Regions from separate parts of the Homo sapiens genome. Here regions 1, 2 and 3 are each linked to region 4. The links are chromatin contacts, found by Hi-C or POLR2A ChIA-PET in ENCODE. All regions are on one chromosome and are shown on one strand. The core of a region is the stretch at or near the end of the contact, and the rest is flanking DNA. Distances in the headings are between cores, read along the strand shown.

Region 1 (2,700 bases), core at 185-2,684, 170 kb before region 4:
CTCTCAATGAGTTGAGATGAACAGGGAAAACAGGTAAACCAACAACCCCAATATTGTGGTTGGCGTGTGCCATGGCACAAATATAACAGCAGGTGCCACCAGAGTATAGAAGAGAAGGATTAGGGACAGCTTTCAAGAAGAGAGAATGTTTGAGCCAAGTCTTACAGGATTAGTATGAATTGGCCAGGAATTCAGCCCTGTGAGGCTAACTTTCTTTGACCAAACTCTGAGAATTTTTTTTCTCTGAATGCAAATTTTCCGTGTATATATTTTCAAGACAGAGTCTTGCTCTGTTGAGCAGGCTGGAGTGCAGTGGTGCAGTCATGGCTCACTGCAGCCTCTACCTCCCAGGCTCAAGCAATCCTCCCTCTCAGCTTCCCAAGTAGCTGGGACTATAGGTGTGCCCACCATGCCTTGCTAATTAAAAAACAATTTTTTTTTTTTTTTTAGAGACAAGGGTTCACTATGTTGCCCAGGCTGGTCTCAAATTCCTGGGCTCAAGCAATCCTCCCACCTGGGCTTCCCAAACTGCTGGGATTACAGGTGTGAGGCACCATGCCTGGTCCCATATCTTACTTTTCTTTTAAAGCAGACTTTAAGGCTCTTAAAATGCTATTTTCACATTTTAATAATCATAATTCAAGGACAGAATTAAGTTTTAAGCTAACAAATGACTATATTTATTAAGAAACTGAATCTCAGGCATAAATTTGCTAAATGTTTTTCCCTGCAACACCTGTATAGTCATATCCCAAATACTATACTAAACAGATTGTTATGTAGCCTTTTTGAGACCAGCAGGGTTCTCATAGATTGCGATGCAGTCCTAGCCCATTCAGGCACAGACTTGGAATCTGAGAAAGTCAGGTTTATTAACCCGTTGCAATGAGGTAGACTGTACACCAGAGGACCAAAGGACAGTTTTTTGTTTGTTTTTCTGTGTGTGTGTTTTATTTTATTTATTTATTTTTTTTTGAGAGGGAGTTTTGCTCTTGTCCAGGCTAGAGTGCAGTGGCATGATCTGGGCTCACTCCAATCTCCGCTTCCCAGGTTCAAATGATTCTCCTGCCTCAGCCTCCCAGTAGCTGGGATAACAGACGCCTGCCACCACGCCTTGCTAATTTTTGTATTTTTAGTAGAGACGGGTCCAGGCTGGTCTAGAACTCCCGACCTCAAGTGATCCGCCTGCCTCAGCCTCCCAAAGTGCTGGGATTACAGGCATGAGCCACCACGCCTGCCCTCAAAGGACAGTTTATGTAGGATTTGGGGGAAGGGTGGAGATAAACTTTCAATGAAGCAGTGTTTTGACAACTCAAAGCAAAACAGGGCTTGTGTAAAAAAATCAATGTCAGGCCTGAACTGCAAAATGCCCTTAGAGTGCTGTTTCCTTGGAAACTGCAAAGTTTAGATGAGGAATGCTGTGTACACAGATCCCCATTCGGAAGCCTTAGACTTGGGTTGTCAATTAAGGCTGCTTCTCTGTATTAAGGTGACTTAGAGTCACCTGGCCAAGAGTGGAATATTTCATTCTTACTGATAGAATTTCATACAGCAAAGTTTCTGATACTCTGTGATTTCAAAGAACAAAGGATTTCAGTAAGAGAGCAGTGGTCATTCAAAGAAGACAATACTTTACAGCTGTAATGTGTCATTGGGAGAGACGCTTTCTTCTTAATTTTGTAGATGCCTTTATGTGTGTCTGTTATCCTAATCTGGGCAGCACAGAGTTTTAACTTTCTCAGTCCTACCAATTTTTCATCAGTGCTCATGTTACAATAAAGCAGGATCTGTAGATGAAACCAAAGCTGCCTGAGTGAAGCCTGTGGCTGGTTGGCCTCTGTTGCTGGCATGGGCTGCTTGCCTTGCAGGGGTAATGGAATTGTGCGTAATGCTTACGTATCTGGGCTGTGAGCTTCTTGCGACCCGGGCCTTTGAAAGATTCCATTTGTTCTACCAGTTCCCGGAACACACTGTTGAGACAACTCAGAGATGAGTCATCGGGGTTGCTCCCAAGTTTTTACTGATCTGCAACTCTCAACGGATCCAAGATGGGGGTAGTGAGCGCCACCTGTCTCCTGACCAACTTGTCCTCACAATCCCAAGGGCTGTAAAGGCGCTAATGACTCTGGTTGTTGCTTGATTAGCAAATAATCATTTGCATATGTGTCAAAATCGGCTAACTTGAGCCTTCACGCAGAGCCTTAAGCCACGCTGTGAGCTACTTGCAGAATCTCTGGCCCCGCCTTCAAAAGCAAGGCCTCTCCTTTAGTGATGGAGGAAGCACTAATGCTTCCTCTTTGCACAAGCTCTGATGGGAAAATGTGATAATGCTCTTCCAGAACATCCTTAAATAAAATGCAAACAGGTAAGCAATAGTCATGAATTTCTCAACATTAGCACTTACAGAATCCAAAAGAAGTAATCTCATGTTTAAATGAATTCTTAACATCTTAGACCACCTTGGTGTGTAATTCCTCTGTGCTGACGTAGAAGTAGCTAACATTAATGACTTTAAAGGCTCCCAAACGAAGTGGCTTTTCCTGTCCCCTGTTCTTGTGTTTTTGTTTGTTTGTTTTGTTTTTGAGACAGTTTCCCTCTGTTGTCCAGGCTGGAGTGCAGTCACCTGATCTTGGCTCACTGCACCATCCGCCTCCCAGGTTCAAGTGATTCTCCTGCCTCAGCCTCCTGAGTAGCTGGGGT
Region 2 (2,825 bases), core at 272-2,771, 220 kb before region 4:
CCTGGCCCTTGCAATAATGACTTAAAAGGTTTTCCCGTTTCCTTTGCTCCTTTCATAGGGGGTCCAGAGTAGGAACTGATTCCCCTTAGTTGTGAGCAGCTAGCACAGCAGTTTAGCCTTTCCTCATTTCTTCTTTCTCTAGACTGTCCCCAAATCTTAGTAGAGTCTCGCTGTATTGCTCAGGCTGGAGTGCAGTGGTGCGATCTCGGCTCACTGCAGGGAGATCTCCACCTCCTGGGTTCAAGCGATTCTCGCGCCTCAGCCTCCCAAATAGCTGGGATTACAGGCACACACCACCATGCCCAGCTAATTTTTGTATTTTTAGTAGAGACGGGGTTTCGCCACGTTGGCCAGGCTGGTCTCAAACTCCTGACTTCAGGTGATCTGCCCGCCTTGGCCTCCCAAAGTGCTGGGATTACAGGCGTGAGCCACCGGGCCCGGCCTACCCTACCACTTTTTGCCTAACTTGAGTTTGGATAGTCAGTAAGAGAGCCCAGACAAAGATGGGCTAACACCTGGGCAGAATTTTGGTCTGCTCCTGGATCTATGCCAGTAAATTCTGAGAAAGCCTCAACAAACTGCTGAGGAAATCAATGGGAGACTCTGGGACTTCTGGGTACACAACTTCAATTTTTCTTTTTTTCTTCTTTTTTAAGTAGACAGGAAGTCTCCATATGTTGCCCAGATTGGCCTCAAACTCCCGGGCTCAAGTGACCCCCCCGCCTTGGCTTCCCAAAGGGATGGGATTGAAGGTGTGAGCCACCGCGCCCGGCCGACAGTTCCGTTTATAGCCCCAAGAAAGGTCACCCCTTTACATAGGTAGGCAGATGCAAGCCCTAAAATACATGTTGTCAAGGATTTGTCCTCAAGAAAGAAACCTAGCACTGTTTGCTACACACAGTTCATCCTCAGTTCAACTGGTAATTGCAGCGGTCAGCTGTGTTATTAATTGCCTTTACCCAAAGGGAAAATAAAGCCTCTGATACCTCCATGACAAGGAGGTAGTGATAACTTGGAGCCAGCCACCTAGGCTAAATTCCCAGAGATAGAGGCCGGGCGCAGTGGCTCACGCCTGTAATCCCAACACTCTGGGAGGCCGAGGCGGGCGGATTACCAAGAGTTTGAGACCAGCCTGGCCAACATGGTGAAACCTCGTCTGTACTAAAAATACAAAAATTAGCTGGATGTGGTGGCACGCGCCTGTAATCCCAGCTACTTGAGAGGCTGAGGCAGGAGAATCGCTTGAACCCTGGAGGTGGAGGTTGCAGTGAGCCGAGACTGCACCACTGCACTCCAGCCTGGGCAATAGAGCAAGACTGTCTCAAAAAAGAAAAACAAAAAAGTAAATAAATATAAATCAATCAATACATAAGTAAATTCCCAGAGACAGAAAGGAGACAGGGGGACACTATCTTCCTTGATATTTACCTTTTGAGTTGGTGGCTTCAAGGCCCTCAAGGGAAAACCTTCCTAGGTTGTAAAACTGGCAAGAGGCTTATTTAGCTGTTAATATGACTCACGTAGGCCAGGCGTGGTGGCTGACACCCGTAATTTCAGCATTTTGGGGGGCCGAGGCAGAAGGATCGCTTGAGCCCAGGAGTTCAAGCCCAGCCTGGGCAACATAGGAAGACACCGTCTCTACAAAAAAAAAAAAATAAATAAAATAAAATTAGCCAGTTAGCCATGTGTGGTAACGCAAACCTGTGGTTCCAGCTAAGGAGGAAGGCTGAGGCCGGAGGACCGCTTGAACCCAGGAGTTCGAGGCTGCAGTGAGTAAGCTAGGATAACGCCACTGCACCCCAGCCTGGGTGACAGAGAGAGACCCTGTCTCAAAAAGCAGAGACTCACGCCTCAAAGGAAGGGGAAAGTCTCTTTTCCTTATGGCACCAGGGGCACATGTTTTTGTTTTTTCTTTTTTGAGGCAGGCTCTTGTCACTCGGGTGGGAGTGCAGTGGCGCCATCACCGCTCACTGCAGCCTCCTCCTGCCTTCTGTTTTGTTTTGGTTTGTTTTGTTTTAATTTAGAGACGAGGTCTCTTGCTGTGTTGCCCAAGCTGGTCTCCAACTCCTGGGCTCAAGTGATCCTCTCGCCTCAGCCTCCCAAAGCGCTAGGATTACAGGCGTGAGCCACCGTGCCTGGCCAACATTTTTCTTTCCTTCTACCAGTTTTGTATTATTTACTTTTTTTTTTTTTTTTTGAGACAGAGTCTCGCTCTGTTGCCCAGGCTGGCTGGAGTGGTACAAGTGGCATGATCTCAGCTCACTGCAACCTCTCCGCCTCCTGGGTTCAAGCGATTCTCCTGCCTCAGCCTCCCGAGTAGCTGGGATTACAGACACACACCACCATGCCCGGCTAATTTTTGTATTTTTAGTAGAGACAGGATTTCGCCACGTTGGTCAAGCTGGTCTCAAACTCCTGACCTCAGGTGATCCGCCCACCTCGGCCTCCCAAGGCGCTGGGATTACAGGCGTGAGCCACCGCGCCTGGCGTGTATTTACCCTTCTATTACACATATCCCGGGGGTGCTGAGGTCTGGGAAGGCTTGGACATAAGGGTCTTAAGACAGCAAAATGGCAACATTATAACTGGAGGAAAGGTCCATGTCAGGATGGTGGCCCTGAACATCAGAGTCTCTTGTTTCCTCCTGGGGACATGTACAGAGGCTGTCACGAGACTCTCCTAAAAGCATTCATGAAAAGCCTTTTTCTTTCCTTCTTTCTTTCTTTCTTTTTTTTTTTTTTTTGAGACGGAGTCTTGCTCTGTTGCCCAGGCTGGAGTGCAATGGCGCGATCTCGGCTCACCGCAACCTCCGCCTCCCGGGTTCA
Region 3 (2,700 bases), core at 138-2,637, 190 kb before region 4:
CTCTACTAAAAATACAAAAAATTAGCTGGGCGTGGTGGCATGTGCCTATAGTCCCAGCTACTCGGGAGGCTGAGGCAGGAGAATCGCTTGAACCCAGGAGGCAGAGGTTGCAGTGAGCCGAGATCATGCCACTGCATTCCAGCCTGCGCAATGGAGCGAGACTCCATCTAAAAAAAAAAAAAAAAAAGAAATCTGGGAACTCTGAGAAATATATTTGCTGAACTAAAAAATTCATTAGAGGCTCTCAACAGCAGAAGGGATCAGCAAAAGAAAGAATCAGTGAGCTTAAAGATAGACTGTTTGAAAATGCACAATCAGAGGAGAAAGAAAAGGTATGAAGGTCTACAAGATATAAAATATTATCTCAAAAGATTAAATCTAAGAATTGGTACTCAGGAGGGAGTAGAGCAAAAGCAAGGAGTAGAAAGCTTATTCAAAAAATTAATAGCAGTAGCTGGGGATGGTGGCTGACACTTGTAATCCCAGCACTCTGGGAGGCGGAGGTGGGTGGATCACCTGAGGTCAGCAGTTCGAGACCAGCCTGGCCAACATGGTGAAACCCTGTCTCTACTAAAAATGTAATCAAATTAGCTGGGCGTGGTGGTGCATGCCTGTAATCCAAGCTACTCGGGAGGCTGAGGCAGGAGAATCGCTTGTACCCAGGAGGCGGAGGTTGCAGTGAGCTGAGATCACACCATTGCACTACAGCCTGGGCAACAAGAGCAAAACTTGGTCTCAAAAATAATAATTATAATAATAGCAGAAAATGTTCCAAAACTTGAGAAGGAGATATTTATGGCCAGAGAACACCAAACACATTTGACTCAAATAAAACCACCCCCAGGCATATAACAATAAAACAGTAAAACTGTCCAAAGGTTATGGACAAAGAGAGGATCTTGAAAGGAGCAAGATAAATGAAGCAAATAGCATATAAAGTAGCTACAGTTCATCTGGCAACAGATTTCTCAGTGGAAAGCATACAGATCAGGAGGGAGTGGAATGAAAAAAAAAAATGCCAGGCTGGGTGTGGTGGTTTATCCTGTAATCCCAGCACTTTGGGAGGCGGAAGCGGGTGGATCACTTGAGGCAGGGAGTTTGAGACAAGCCTGGCCAACACGGTGAAACCCCTCTGTACTAAAAATATTAAAAAATTAGCTGAGCATGGTGGCATTTGCCTATAATCCCAGTTTTTTGGGAGGCTGAGGCACGAGAATTGTTTGGACCTGGGAGGCACAGGTTGCAGTGAGCTGAGATTGCACCACTGCATTCCAGCCTGGGGGACAGAGTGAGACTCTGTCTCAGAAATAAAGGGCTAGGTGTGGTGGCTCATGCCTGTAATCCTAGCACTTTGGGAGGCAGGGGAGGGTGGATCACCTGAGGTCAGGAGTTCAAGGCCAGCCTGGCCAACATGGTGAAACTCTGTCTCTATTAAAAATACAAAAATTAGCTGGGCGTGTTGGCGCGTGCCTGTAATCCCAGCTACTGGGGAGGCTGAGGCAGGAGAATTGCTTGAACCAAGGAGGTGGAGGTTGCAGTGAGCCAAGATCACACCACTTCACTCCAGCCTGAGTGACAGAGTGAGACTCTGTCTCAAAAAAAGAAGAAAAAAATAAAGAGAGAAAAGAAAGAACTGGGCCAGGCATGGTGGCTCATGCCTGTAATCCTAGCACTTTGGGAGGCTGAGGCAGGTGGATCACCTGTGGTCAGGAGTTCGAGACCAGCCTGGCCAACATGGTGAAACCCCATCTCTACTAAAAATATAAAAAATTAGCCGGAAGTCGTGGCGGACACCTGTAATCCAAGCTTACTCAGCAGCCTGAGGCAGGAGAATCACTTGAACCAGGGAGGTGGAGGTTGCAGTGAGCCAAGATTGCGCCACTGCACTTCAGCCTGGGCAACAAGGGCGAAACTCTGTTTCAAAAAAAAAAAAAAAAGAAAAGAAAGAACCTTGTTATAACTGTAAGTTTTTTTTTTGTGATTTCATGATAACCATAATGCAAAAACCTATAATAGATTCACCAAAATCAAAAAGCAATGGATTAAAACATACTACCAGAGAAAATCACTTAATCACGAAGGAAGACAGTAAGGAAGGGAAGAGTTACAAAACAACCAGAAAAAAAGCAGCAAAATGCCAGTAGTTGTATTAGTCTGCTCTTGCACTGCTATAAGGAAATACCCGAGACTGGATAATTTATAAAGAAAGAAGTTTAATTGGCTCATAATTCCACAGGCTGTATAGGAAGCATGGCTGGGGAGGTCTCAGGAAACTTTTTTTTTTTTTTTGAGAGGGAGTCTTGCTTGTCACCCAGGCTGGAGTGCAGTGGCACGATCTTGGCTCACTGCAACCTCCACCACCCAGGTTCACGCAATTCTCCTGTCTCAGTCTCCCAAGTAGCTGGGACTACAGGCACACACCACCACTCCTGGCTAATTTTTGTATTTTTAGTAGAGGTGGGGTTTCACCATATCGGTCAGGCTGGTCTTGAACTCCTGACCTCAGGTGATCCACCCGCCTTGACCTCCCAAAGTGCTGGGATTACAGGCTTGAGCCAGTGCACCTGGCCAGGAAACTTTTAATGATGGCAGAAGGCAAAGGGGAAGCAGGCACATCTTACATGGCCAGAGCAAGAGGAAGAGAGAGAGGGGAGGTGCCACATACTTTTAAACAATCAAATCTTGTGAGTACTCACTATC
Region 4 (2,842 bases), core at 53-2,552:
TAGGGTGGGAGCGAACCCGAGCTGCGGCTCAAGAGCCCGGATACAGAATCTTCTTGGGTCCAAATACCCACTAGAAGTTTCCCATTGGCCACTTCATGCTCATCTCATGTAAATGAATTGGTAGCCTACAATCAGTCTCGTTGCAGAAAGCAGCCAACCAGAGGCTGAAGTTACAAAGGTCACTCCTGTGCAAACCTATCAGAGGCATTTTGCAACCAATCGGAGGCTAGGGTGAAGTTACAAAGTTATACTTCTATGTGCAAACGAAGACTTGGCCTGCAATCGGTCTGACTGGTTGTGGACCGCAACTATTCAGAGGCTGGAGTGAAGTTACCAAGTTGCAAAAGAAGACTCCACCTGCAATCAGTCTGATTTGTTGTTGACACCCAATTTCCCATTTGTCGTTCAGAAAAGGTCAAAGAGAGTAGCCTCTGGTCGTTTTGTTGCTTAGGTGTGGAAAGTTAGGGTTTTCCTTTCAATTTAGTTCTAGGAAGTCTGCGTGAAGGTTTCCTGCCTCCAGATCCTATTCTCCTGCCTCAGTAGGAGCCTTTTTAAACAAGCCTCTTGTTAAAAAAACAAAACAACCTCTAGACAATTTAAATTTAGCAGTTTATTTGAGCAAGGAATGATTCATGAATCGGGCAGCACTCAGAATTACAAAAGATTCAGAGAACTCTGCAAAGAAGCAGTGATATAGAAAACAAGTTAAAGTACAGAAATAGCCTGGTTGGTTGCAGCTCAGCTCTTGCCTTATTTGGCCTCGGGTCTGATCAGTTGGCAGCCTGTGATTGGCTGAAGCTGGGCTGCAGAGGGGCTGAGACTCAGCTGTTTGTTATTCTCCCAAGTTAGGTTTTCAGTTTATGTGCTAAGTTAGGTTGCGGTTCATTACCTAGGAACTGAGAGTACAGAGACAGCCTCAGGTCAGGGGCCTTTCTTATTTAACACTCTCATGATACATTTTTCTGCGTGAATATGCATTTAATACATGGACATGAAGCAAAGCTGCAAAGGGTGCAGCTTTTCTGGACCTGAAAAACAAGTTGGGTTAAAGCAGGTGAGGCTTCCCCCTCCCCATCGGTGTGTATATAGTTTCTTATCCCTGCCTCACCCTTCCTTCTGCCATTTGCCTTGGCAGTGTGATTTGTATCTGTAGTGCTGGTTGGGGCAGGTGAGGTTTAGTAGGGGCAGTTTATGAAGGCTTGTGTTTGCACACTCTGAGATTTTGGGCCCAGCCTGGGTGCCCCTGAGGACAGGTCTGAGCTGGTTCCAGGGTATGGCTTCCAATGCTGGAGCGTCCTGCTGCTCTCTGCTGCCCCCTGGGAGAATATTCTCACACTGCCGTTCCAGGTCAAAGGCAGGAAGACAAGGTATTAATAATTTCCAGGTGGAACAAACTGGGGGCTCGGCGTGAGAAGAATTTCACTGGTTAGATTCACGTATCGAGAAAAACACACAACATACCTAGAGACTATGGAAAAATCCATGCACTCCAGCCTCTTCATCTGCAGCTTTAATTCTCACGAAAGCATCCCCACATGTGATTGTTTCTGTTCCTTGTGTCCTGGCTTTAAGATCTCATTTCAAACTTGTCATTCTCCTTAATAATAAAAATCTTGTCAATCCCTTGCTGAAATCAGGTCTGTCCTATTTCTCAGATCTGTTAGTTTGGAAGTCCCATTTATAGAGGTGATAAGATTAGGCATGGCTTGTCCTTAGTGAACCTTAGTGCTTCCTTTTCTAAAAGTGGGCATAGTGTACTGGTTACGAATATGAGCTCTGGAGTCAGGGGAGTCTCAGGCCCATCACTGAGAACGAGACTAATGCCTGCCTTCTGTGGTGAGGATGAAATGAGATGATATATAGAAAGCACTCTGTGTAGTGTCTATCTCATAAGCCAATGAATGTTGACTGTTTTGTTATTTCCTAAGTTCTTATAATTCATTCATTAGTTTGTTCCAGACTCTTGAATGGTCTCCAAGTCCTCTTAATTTGTTGACTGCATTCTTCATGATTTCTCCACTGTGATACTCTATGAGAAACAGCAGACACGCAGACACAAGCCTTGACCCAGTGGGGTCACAGTGGGTGGTGGGGAAAATCAGTCTCAGACCCAGTCATGACAGGGGTTAAAGTGAAGGTGCTTTTGGCAGATCACACATGTTCTGCATAAAAGCCAAATCTGCTCTGTTTCCAGTATGTCTAAACACTTCACCTTTAACAGTAAAAAATAAAAACATAAAAACTTTGCACCCTGAGATAAATCAGAAGTATCAGAGTCACCCTGACAGGCCTGGTCCCCAAATAATAAAACGTGAATGTTTATTGTAAACTTGGGCACCTTCCAAAACAAGCTCCCGGACCCCATATTTGCTATGTGGATGTTTAGAGCTATGGCGAGAGCTTTGTGAATACAGCAGTCAAGTGAGTAAGTTGCTGCTTTCTCACCAGAAACACGTGAATGGATATTTTGTAACTTTGGTAATACTGCACATTTTCCCTTTAAGTCCTTGTTATATTTTTTATTTAACCGACCAGTCCTTCAGAAGTCTGATTCTCTTGCTCTCTTTGAAGGTGAACTTTTCTTTCCTTTTGTAAATGCCTCTTTCTCTGAGTATTTTGACACTGGTTGTGCCTTGCCTGAATCATGATGAGGTACAAAGTCTCAAAAGATGTTCCATTTGGTCCACTTTGTTATTAGGTTAAGATTAAAAAAAATTTGAGATACTTTGAGAGTATAAATACTCTTAAGAAGTATAAGTACTTTTAGAGTATAAATACTTGAGAATTACCCATGAGAAGTGGTGAAAATAGTATAGTGAGTTCCCATATACCCTTAGTTTAA

The links. Hi-C counts contacts between places; a loop is a spot of excess contacts on that map. ChIA-PET counts read pairs that join two places held with the same protein, here RNA polymerase II (POLR2A). Pooled maps may share reads with other maps.
Region 1: a map of PC-9 shows a loop between it and region 4 (28-fold over the local background). The contact joins two enhancer-like sites. A Hi-C loop is called at or near these places in 60 of 168 maps with a recorded cell type or tissue (A673, B cell, CD14-positive monocyte and 36 more), 37 of 37 single-sample maps with no recorded cell type and 39 of 50 pooled maps. POLR2A ChIA-PET finds 5 or more read pairs at or near these places in 12 of 52 experiments (A549, CD4-positive, alpha-beta T cell, GM10248 and 8 more).
Region 2: a loop to region 4 is called in a map of endothelial cell of umbilical vein, with 7 times the contacts of the local background. The contact joins two enhancer-like sites. A Hi-C loop is called at or near these places in 2 of 168 maps with a recorded cell type or tissue (K562 and endothelial cell of umbilical vein), 2 of 37 single-sample maps with no recorded cell type and 4 of 50 pooled maps. POLR2A ChIA-PET finds 5 or more read pairs at or near these places in 9 of 52 experiments (AG04450, HCT116, HEK293 and 6 more).
Region 3: a map of heart right ventricle shows a loop between it and region 4 (3-fold over the local background). The contact joins two enhancer-like sites. A Hi-C loop is called at or near these places in 5 of 168 maps with a recorded cell type or tissue (GM18951, Jurkat, esophagus squamous epithelium and 2 more) and 1 of 50 pooled maps. POLR2A ChIA-PET finds 5 or more read pairs at or near these places in 7 of 52 experiments (AG04450, BJ, GM10248 and 4 more).

Annotation. Positions count from the first base shown.
Region 1 is chr14:34,496,370-34,499,069 of GRCh38, reverse strand. No RefSeq gene overlaps it. Among named protein-coding and RNA genes, the nearest start is that of SPTSSA, 35 kb to the right of the region's middle. RefSeq lists a silencer at 2-101 and enhancers at 1,335-2,534, 1,905-2,593, 2,594-2,700. Within about 2 kb of position 1,434, at least 26 of the 41 ENCODE cell types and tissues checked have a DNase peak (open chromatin) inside an H3K27ac peak, as active enhancers do; they include HCT116, PC-3, PC-9 and 1 more, where a contact is called at or near this core.
Region 2 is chr14:34,547,770-34,550,594 of GRCh38, reverse strand. The region is part of intron 2 of LOC105370449 (a long non-coding RNA gene); the gene reads left to right. Among named protein-coding and RNA genes, the nearest start is that of EAPP, 9.5 kb to the right of the region's middle. Within about 2 kb of position 1,521, at least 12 of the 41 ENCODE cell types and tissues checked have a DNase peak (open chromatin) inside an H3K27ac peak, as active enhancers do.
Region 3 is chr14:34,519,123-34,521,822 of GRCh38, reverse strand. All of the region lies in intron 5 of EAPP (E2F associated phosphoprotein), which reads left to right. Among named protein-coding and RNA genes, the nearest start is that of EAPP, 19 kb to the left of the region's middle. Within about 2 kb of position 1,387, at least 2 of the 41 ENCODE cell types and tissues checked have a DNase peak (open chromatin) inside an H3K27ac peak, as active enhancers do.
Region 4 is chr14:34,330,296-34,333,137 of GRCh38, reverse strand. No RefSeq gene overlaps it. Among named protein-coding and RNA genes, the nearest start is that of SPTSSA, 130 kb to the left of the region's middle. Within about 2 kb of position 1,302, at least 11 of the 41 ENCODE cell types and tissues checked have a DNase peak (open chromatin) inside an H3K27ac peak, as active enhancers do; they include HCT116, PC-3, PC-9 and 1 more, where a contact is called at or near this core.